Regions from separate parts of the Mus musculus genome. Here region 1 is linked to region 2. The links are chromatin contacts, found by Hi-C in ENCODE. All regions are on one chromosome and are shown on one strand. The core of a region is the stretch at or near the end of the contact, and the rest is flanking DNA. Distances in the headings are between cores, read along the strand shown. Region 1 holds the start of Ltb4r2 (leukotriene B4 receptor 2). Region 2 holds the start of Sdr39u1 (short chain dehydrogenase/reductase family 39U, member 1).

What was found. Hi-C counts contacts between places; a loop is a spot of excess contacts on that map.
Region 1: a map of left cerebral cortex shows a loop between it and region 2 (2.9-fold over the local background). The contact joins the promoter of Ltb4r2 here to the promoter of Sdr39u1 in region 2. A Hi-C loop is called at or near these places in 6 of 37 maps with a recorded cell type or tissue (heart and left cerebral cortex).

Annotation. Positions count from the first base shown.
Region 1 is chr14:55,759,147-55,763,020 of GRCm38, forward strand. It overlaps Ltb4r2 (leukotriene B4 receptor 2), which reads left to right and starts at 2,282. Exons shown (of 2, transcript NM_020490.2): 1 at 2,282-2,398; 2 at 2,762-3,874. The coding sequence starts at 2,778. The coding sequence ends at 3,860.
Region 2 is chr14:55,898,388-55,902,535 of GRCm38, forward strand. Sdr39u1 (short chain dehydrogenase/reductase family 39U, member 1) reads right to left here and starts at 1,845. Exons shown (of 6, transcript NM_001082975.1): 1 at 1,803-1,845; 2 at 1,427-1,533; 3 at 1,260-1,342; 4 at 797-918. The coding sequence starts at 1,818. Khnyn (KH and NYN domain containing) reads left to right here. Exons shown (of 8, transcript NM_027143.3): 8 at 1-393.

The DNA of each region.
Region 1 (3,874 bases), core at 1,032-3,531, 140 kb before region 2:
TCAAAAGACCACCCCTCACCCCCAAAATGTATCTCCAGCTATGATCCCCACTACACTAATCAGAGGAGTGTCAGGACTTTAGCCTTTAGCACAGAGAGAGAGACAGAGAGAGAGAGAACACATGCATATGGAAGCTGGAGGACTTGGATATTGTTCCTCGGGTAACAACTTTTTCTTTATTTTCTTTTTATCTTTCTTTTTCTTTTCTTCCTTCCTTCCTTTCTCTCTCTCTTTCTTTCTTTCTTTCTTTCTTTCTTTCTTTCTTTCTTTCTTTCTTTCTTTCTTCCTTCCTTCCTTCCTTCCTTCCTTCCTCCTTCCTTCCTTCCTCCCTCCCTCCCTCCCTTCTCTCTCTCTCTCTTTCTTTCTTTCTTTCTTTCTTCCTTCCTTCCTCCTTCCTTCCTTCCTTCCTCCCTCCCTCCCTCCCTTCTCTCTCTCTCTCTCTCTCTCTCTCTCCCTTCCTTTCTTTCTTTCTTTCTTTCTTTCTTTCTTTCTTTCTTTCTTTCTTTCTTTCTTTCTTTCTTTCTTTCTTTCTTTCTTTCTTTTAGACAAGGTCTTCAATAGGCCTGGAAATTGCTGTGCTGGTTAGGATCATTGGCCAGTGAGCCCTAGAAACCCACTTGTTTCCATCTGCCAACACCAGGATTACAACCCATGTACCCCTTTAAGATGGTTTCTGGGTGCCGAATACAGGTCCTCACACTTGTATAGCAAGGACTGAGCCTCTCCTCAGTCTAAGAATTTTAGTTGTGATGGCCAAGGTTTCATGTCTGATGTTAACTGTAGCCACGATGGATAATTGCACAGAAACTGAGATTTACTGTTAGTAAACCCCTTAACTGAGCACAGTCCCTGTTCTCCTGACTGGGAGCCTCCAAGGCTCTCCTAGTTCCCTAGCTTCTTGAGTCCTGAGTATCCCGAGCTTATCCCCGTCCCGCGGGAAATAAACACAGGACACACCAGGTTCTTCCACGGTTAACTTTTACTTCTTAAACATAGTGAGGTAGACAAAGAAGGCTCAGAAAGTGTGTGGCTTAAATACTTTTGGTGACGTGTCTAAACTAGGACTGGTAGCAACACCCATGATCCTCATGCACCCTGGGGATAGGTTAAAGCCCCCAGGGGTTGGGCAAAAGCCCCGGAGACGGACTGGTGGCTTTGGCTGGCTGTGTTCTCGCAGCTGCGCACAAAGAGGTTTAGCACCATCTAGTGGCGGCACATATATTGCAGCCCTTTACACCTGAGAAACACAAAGTGCCTGGACAGCTTTGTGACCTAGCCAGCTTCATTTCTCATGCCAGCTGGAGCCCCAGCCAGGGCCACTTCAGGCACCAATCAAGGGCAAATTATAGGGGTATAACACCTCTAGGGCAATCCTCCCTCAATGGGCATGCCCTAGTTTTATTCTGCCTTAGGTATTCTGTATACCTCAGGGTCCTGATGGCTAGTCATGGGGAGCAATGCATTGGATTGTTCTCCTCTTCCTGGTGTGTGTGACACACACACACACACACACACACACACACACACACACACACACACAGAGAGAGAGAGAGAGAGAGAGAGAGAGGTGGAGGTCAGAGTCAGTGTTAGAATCTATTGAGCTAGAATTCCAAATAGTTATGAGCTGCCTAACACGGTGCTGGAAAACAAACCCAGGTCCTCTGGCTGAGCAGCAAATGTTCTTAGCCACTGAGCCATTTCTTCAGCCTTCTTCCTGATCTTTTTTTTTTTTTCTTCCTGATCTTAATATGTTCCGTCCCTCCCCAGTGTTATGATCTCCACCCCTAAACCAGGTTGTAAGCTCTTATTACCCAAATGCATAGCCTTAGGCCTGAGCATCATGTATTACACTGAAATGTCACCGGCAACTGAGTAATAGCTGTAGGGTGGAGGGGCTCTGACAGGCCCCCAAAGAAACTGAAGCAGAAGAGGACACTCCGCAGGAACGGAAGGTTGAAACAAGCAAAAGGAGAGCAGCTGGGAGAGCGCCTTGTTTGGGTTACTTCTCTGTTGCCTGCAAGCCATGGAGGCTAGATAGAACATAAACATTGCAGGAGGTGGGCTGAAAGGACTGGGGCCAGAGGTGGGGAGATGTGGGAGCAGTCGTTAGCAGGTACAACTGCTCTTCTCCGCAGGCTGAGCCTTCTCTGCACCTCAGCCTTATCCTGCTTCCTGGGGAGGCTGGCCTCCACATGCCTGGGCCTGTCAGTGATGGGAAGGAGTAGGATGAAGGAGGGCCCAGGGTGAGCACCATCTTGTCCCTCTCCATTCTTGACTCATCCTCTCCGCAAATGTGACAGGCACGGGGCAGGATTAGGCACCTCATCCACAGCAGCTGGCTTCACCTGTCACCTTCCTAAATCTCTCTGCGCCCCCCAATGCTGTTCTCTCCCAGCGGGTAAGTAGATCTGCCCATTCTCCTTTACTCCTTACAGCCACCTTAGCCCTGAGATACAAAGACTGAGATTAGATACAGAGGCAGGTATGCAGAAGGCCAGAAGTGGAGACAGTGACTGTCTACAACGGAACTGGGGAACACCAGTGCCTTGGTACCAGCGACCTCTGGGAACATACCAAGGTGGGAAGGTTTGACTGAGGACAGAAGCCACAGGTTCTAAGGAGCTGTTTGAATTGGTTTCTTGGAGAGAAGAGAGGCAAGGTGACGAGAACTTGGGGGAGGCACGCTCCTTCTCATCTAGCATCAGAGGTCGTGTGGGCTTTTGCCCCAATCCTGAATGTCCCCTTCCCTGGATTCTTGCAGCTCTCCCCCTAGAAGGATGTCTGTCTGCTACCGTCCGCCTGGGAATGAGACACTACTGAGCTGGAAGGGCTCGCGGGCCACCGGCACTGCCTTTCTACTGCTGGCGGCGTTGCTGGGACTGCCAGGCAATGGCTTCGTAGTATGGAGCTTAGCGGGCTGGCGGCCCACGGCGGGCCGGCCACTGGCGGCCACACTTGTGCTGCACCTGGCCCTGGCCGACGGCGCGGTGCTGCTGCTCACGCCGCTCTTTGTGGCTTTCCTCAGCCAAGAGGCTTGGCCCTTGGGCCAGGTGGGCTGCAAGGCGGTGTACTACGTGTGCGCGCTCAGCATGTACGCCAGCGTGCTGCTCACCGGCCTGCTCAGCCTGCAGCGCTGCCTGGCTGTCACTCGGCCCTTCCTGGCTCCCCGACTGCGCAGCCCGGCCCTGGCCCGCCGCTTGCTGCTGGGGGTCTGGCTGGCCGCCCTGGTGCTCGCCGTCCCGGCCGCGGTCTACCGCCACCTCTGGGGCGGGCGCGTGTGTCAGCTGTGCCACCCATCGCCAGTGCACGCAGCTGCTCATCTGAGCCTGGAGACCCTGACTGCCTTCGTCTTGCCTTTTGGGACCGTGCTCGGCTGCTATGGCGTGACGCTGGCGCGGTTGCGAGGAGCGCGCTGGGGCTCGGGGCGACAAGGCACACGGGTGGGTCGTCTGGTGAGCGCCATCGTGCTGGCCTTTGGCTTGCTCTGGGCTCCCTACCACGCGGTCAATCTCCTACAGGCGGTGGCCGCGCTCGCTCCGCCGGAAGGACCCCTGGCCAGGCTCGGCGGGGCGGGCCAGGCGGCGCGCGCTGGAACTACAGCCTTGGCTTTCTTCAGTTCCAGCGTCAACCCAGTGCTCTATGTCTTCACTGCGGGGGATTTGCTGCCGCGGGCCGGGCCTCGGTTCCTTACTCGACTCTTCGAGGGCTCTGGGGAGGCCCGAGGGGGCAGCCGCTCTAGGGAGGGTACCATGGAACTCCGAACTACTCCTAAGCTGAAAGTAATGGGGCAGGGCAGGGGCAATGGAGACCCTGGAGGCGGAGATGGGGGCAAGACGGAGAAAGACAGTCAAGAATGGTAGACAAGACCCTAAAC
Region 2 (4,148 bases), core at 595-3,094:
TGTCATGGAAGAGCGTTTGTTTGCTCTGGCGGTCCCTGGCCTGCTGGGCCCTTTGTAGTGCAAGGCTCCTTAGCCTCAGTCTCCTCTGCCCTTTGGGTTTCCACAGGAGAAGAAAGAACCATAACTGTTTCCCCCTTGAGCTTCTCTGTGTGTCCATGCCTGAACATCTAGCTTTTGGCTGTCAGGCTGTGTCCAGAGGCCGCTAGCTTGTAGTGGGTAGGGACAGAAACGTAGGTGCTAAGCTGCTTGAACTGGACCATTCTTGACATCTGTGACTTTTTTTTTTTTTGGCAAGTTACTTCTCCGTATGAAAAAAATCTGCATCCTCAGTATGGGAGTAACTGTACCTACCTCATAAAGTTGTAAGGATTAAATAATATGTATATAATAGTATGGTGGCTACTACTCATTTTAATTGTTTGCAATTGTGTGGTCTCAAAGGAGACACAACAAAGGGAGCTCTTCATAAAGAACTGCAGTGCAAAAAAGCAAGGGGTGTGGGAGTGGGGAGATGCCTTCTGTGCGCACTAGGACCCGTACCACACCTCTTTCTCTGAGGGCTCCCAATAAAGGCTCTCTAGCCAAGTACCCCACACCCCCATTCTGCCTTTCCACACCCATAAAGACCAGACTGTGACAGTACAGATCTGGGTCAGGAAGAACCTGCAAGGCTGGAGGCCTAGGCAGTGACCCTGGGAAGGACCTGTGATTCGGGTGCAAGCCCCAAGTGCCTCAACTGCTTGCTCTGTTCTCCCTGGCTCCGTTAATGTAAGAGGCTGGTGATTTGGGAGCGTACCTACACCTGTGACTAGAATCCAAGCCTGAGGTGGGTGCGCAGTTTCGGTGATGGCTTTGGCTAGCAAGTGGGTAGTATCCAAGCGGCTCGTAAGAACCTCTTTTTGGAAGGTTTCATTCCATCTGCAGAGAAAATGAAAGAAAAGGTCAAAAGTGCAGACATGCACCTAGACCATATCCTCCCCACTCATCCGGCTCCCCTCCCAGTAAGTCTGTTGTCCTAAGCCTGTCTTAATGCATAGCTCGGGGTGGCTAAGAAGATAGGACTCTCTCCCCCGGCCCCCAATAGGCATGGGCTATATCTCTTTATCCACAACACTGGGCTTTAGTAGACGCTGATATATAACAGGCTCCAAAGGCTTAAGGGGACACTTGCACAAGTTTATGTCTACCATGCACGGGTCACAGGCATCGACCCTCTCTCCCCCCTGTACAGGTGATAACTGCTTTATGGCCCTGTTGACCTTCGCAGAGGGTTGAGGATATTCTCTCCAGCCAGGTTGATGACAACATCGCAGAGGGGCAGCCCCGACTCACTGAGTTCACTCTGTGGGAGAAAGTACAGTGCCGGCTGGTACTGTCCTTCCCGCGCAAATTGCCCTCCCACCCACCTTCCAGAAGCTCGACCTACCCACGTGATTCGACCCGGGCCAGGCTGTCTGGAGACCAATTTAACTTCGTGGCCCCTGCCTCTCAGCAGCTGGGTTACGGCTGTCCCAATGAATCCCGTCCCGCCACCTGATGGGGGAGCACAAACTGTTTACTCAGCGGGGTGGCGGTAGGTCATCTGCTGGCGGCCCCTTTGGGTGCGGTCCCCATCTGACATCAGGCCTCTCCAACCCACCCCGCGATGCAGAGGTGACAAAAGTCACAGGGTCGCACAGATTCAGCTTTTGGGGCTGGGAAACCAAGGCTAGGTTGCCTGCTTAGGAGACTGCACCCTGTGGGCCTGTTTTCTCAGCTCTCGGCTACAGCCTAAGCCGGCCCGCCACTCTGCCCTCCCTCACCTACAAGCACCCGCATAGCGACAGGGAGCTAGCACGCCTGCGCGAGATTTAAACACCGGACGCGACTACGAGCCTCACCTCACGCGAATCTCAGTACTAGGTGTGCCCCACCCTCCCCCGACCCGGAAGGAGTTATAGTAATAGCGAAGGACCATAAATTTCTCTGGGAAGAGGGGTGGATGACGCAAAAGAGATGGAGGACGAAGTGCAGAAAGGATCCGCTCCTAAAGAACAACTCTAGACCGCGAAGCGCTGGGCGTGGGGAGGGGGCGGGCACTGTGGAATTCTTCTTCATCTTTTCTCACTGTTCTGCCTCCTTCTGTCAGGACTCGAGGGTGTCAGAGTTTCTTCTCCAGTTCATGTGCGCACTCTTGTCCTTGCTTCCGCAGCTAAGGCTCTCACAAGCGTGCATCCCACCCGTGCCCTGCTTCCCAGTTCATCCGTTTCAGGGCCCTCCAGGAACACATAGTTCACCAAGTCTAATGCCCAGTTGTAGATCATTTTGATTGATCGCCCAGCCAAAATTACTGTTCTTTCTCCCTTCCTTTTAGAAATGATAGGCATTTCTCTACCGCTGGTGAAATGAGCCGATTCAAGCCAGACTAGTTTACATTAAAGGCAGGTTTATTGGGAGTTAACTGGCCCCAAGGATTAAGGCCAGGGGACTCACCATGGAGAGGAGTGGGGGAGAGGAGAAAGAGAGAAAGGGCGACCGAGCAGAGAGAGACACGGGGTGGGAGAAGGAGAGATGGGGGAGGGGGTAGGGAGAGAGCACAAAATGTCTGAATTTTATAGGGAAGAGCCTCTTGAGGAAGGGCAGCCAGGCCCCTGGTCTGGAAACTTCAAGGTTGGAGGCAAGGTATGCCAGGTAGGGTCTGAGGGATGATGGGAGAATCTGGAGGCCATGTCTGCTTTGTAAACATGTAAAAATGTAAAATATTTGCCTCAGTCCCTGGGCATAATCCTGGTCTGAAACCAAACAAGAAACGCTGCATTTTTGCCTTGAGTAGAAACCACACTGTCTTCTGGGACTTTAAGAACCAAGTTTGGTGTCTGGTGCATATCCTTTCCCACTGAGGCCAGACAAGGCTGCCAAGCTAGAAAAACATATCCCACACACAGGCAACAGCCTTTGGGATAGCCCCCACTCCAGTTATGTGGGACCCACAGGAAGACCAAGCTGTACATCTGCTACCTATGTGCAGGGAGGACTAGGTCCAGCCCATGTATGTTCTTTGGTGGTAGTTAAGTCTCTGAGAGCCCCAAAGGTCCAGGTTAGTTGATTCGATTGGTCTTCCTGTGAAGTTGCTATCCCCTTAGGGGCTGCAATTCTTCCTCACATTCTTCCATAAGAGTCCCCAGCTCCATCTACTGTTTGGCTGTGGGTGTCTTTATCTGTCTGAGTCATCTGCTGGGTGGAGACTCTCAGAGGACAGCCATGCTAGACTCCTGTCTGCAAGCATAACAGAGTATCAATAGTGTCAGGGATTGGTGCTTGCCCATGGTATGTGTCTCAAGTTGGGCCAGTTACTGATTGGCTGTTCTCTCAATCTCTGCTCCATCCCCAATCTCTACATTTCTTTTTTTTTTTTTTTTTTTTTTTAAAGATTTATTTATTTATTATATGTAAGTACACTGTAGCTGTCTTCAAACACTCCAGAAGAGGGAGTCAGATCTTGTTACGGATGGTTGTGAGCCACCATGTGGTTGCTGGGATTTGAACTCTGGACCTTCGGAAGAGCAGTCGGGTGCTCTTACCCACTGAGCCATCTCACCAGCCCTCTACATTTCTTGTAGACAGGGTAAATTTTGGGTCAAAAGTTTTGTGGGTGGGTTGGTGTCCTTATTGCTCCACCAGAGTTCCTGCCTGGCCATAGCAGGCAGCCTCTCCAGGCTCCATATCCCCAGTGTTCAGGATGCCCCTATTCATTCTTGGGCACCTCCCTTATCCCAGGTTTCTGTTTCTTCCTGAAGATGGCCACTACGTTCCCCCGATTAGTTGCAGATTTCCGTTCATTCTCATGGTCATCGGGCCATCTCCCCTGCCCCTCCCCAACCCAATCCTGAATTTCCCTCTCCTCCCCATTCCCTCTCCCACCAAGTTCCCTCGCTCCATCTGACTTCCATGACCATTCCAATCCCCCTTCCAAATGAGACTCAAGCATCCTTGCTTGTGCCCTCCCTCCTGCCCAGCCTCCTTGGGTCTGTGGGGTGTAGCATGGGCATCCTGTATTTTATGGCTAGTATCTACCTATAAGTGCATACATACCACCCATGTCCCTTTGGGACTAGGTTACCTCCCTCAGAATGATAGTCTCAAGATCCATCCATTTGCCTGCAAAATTC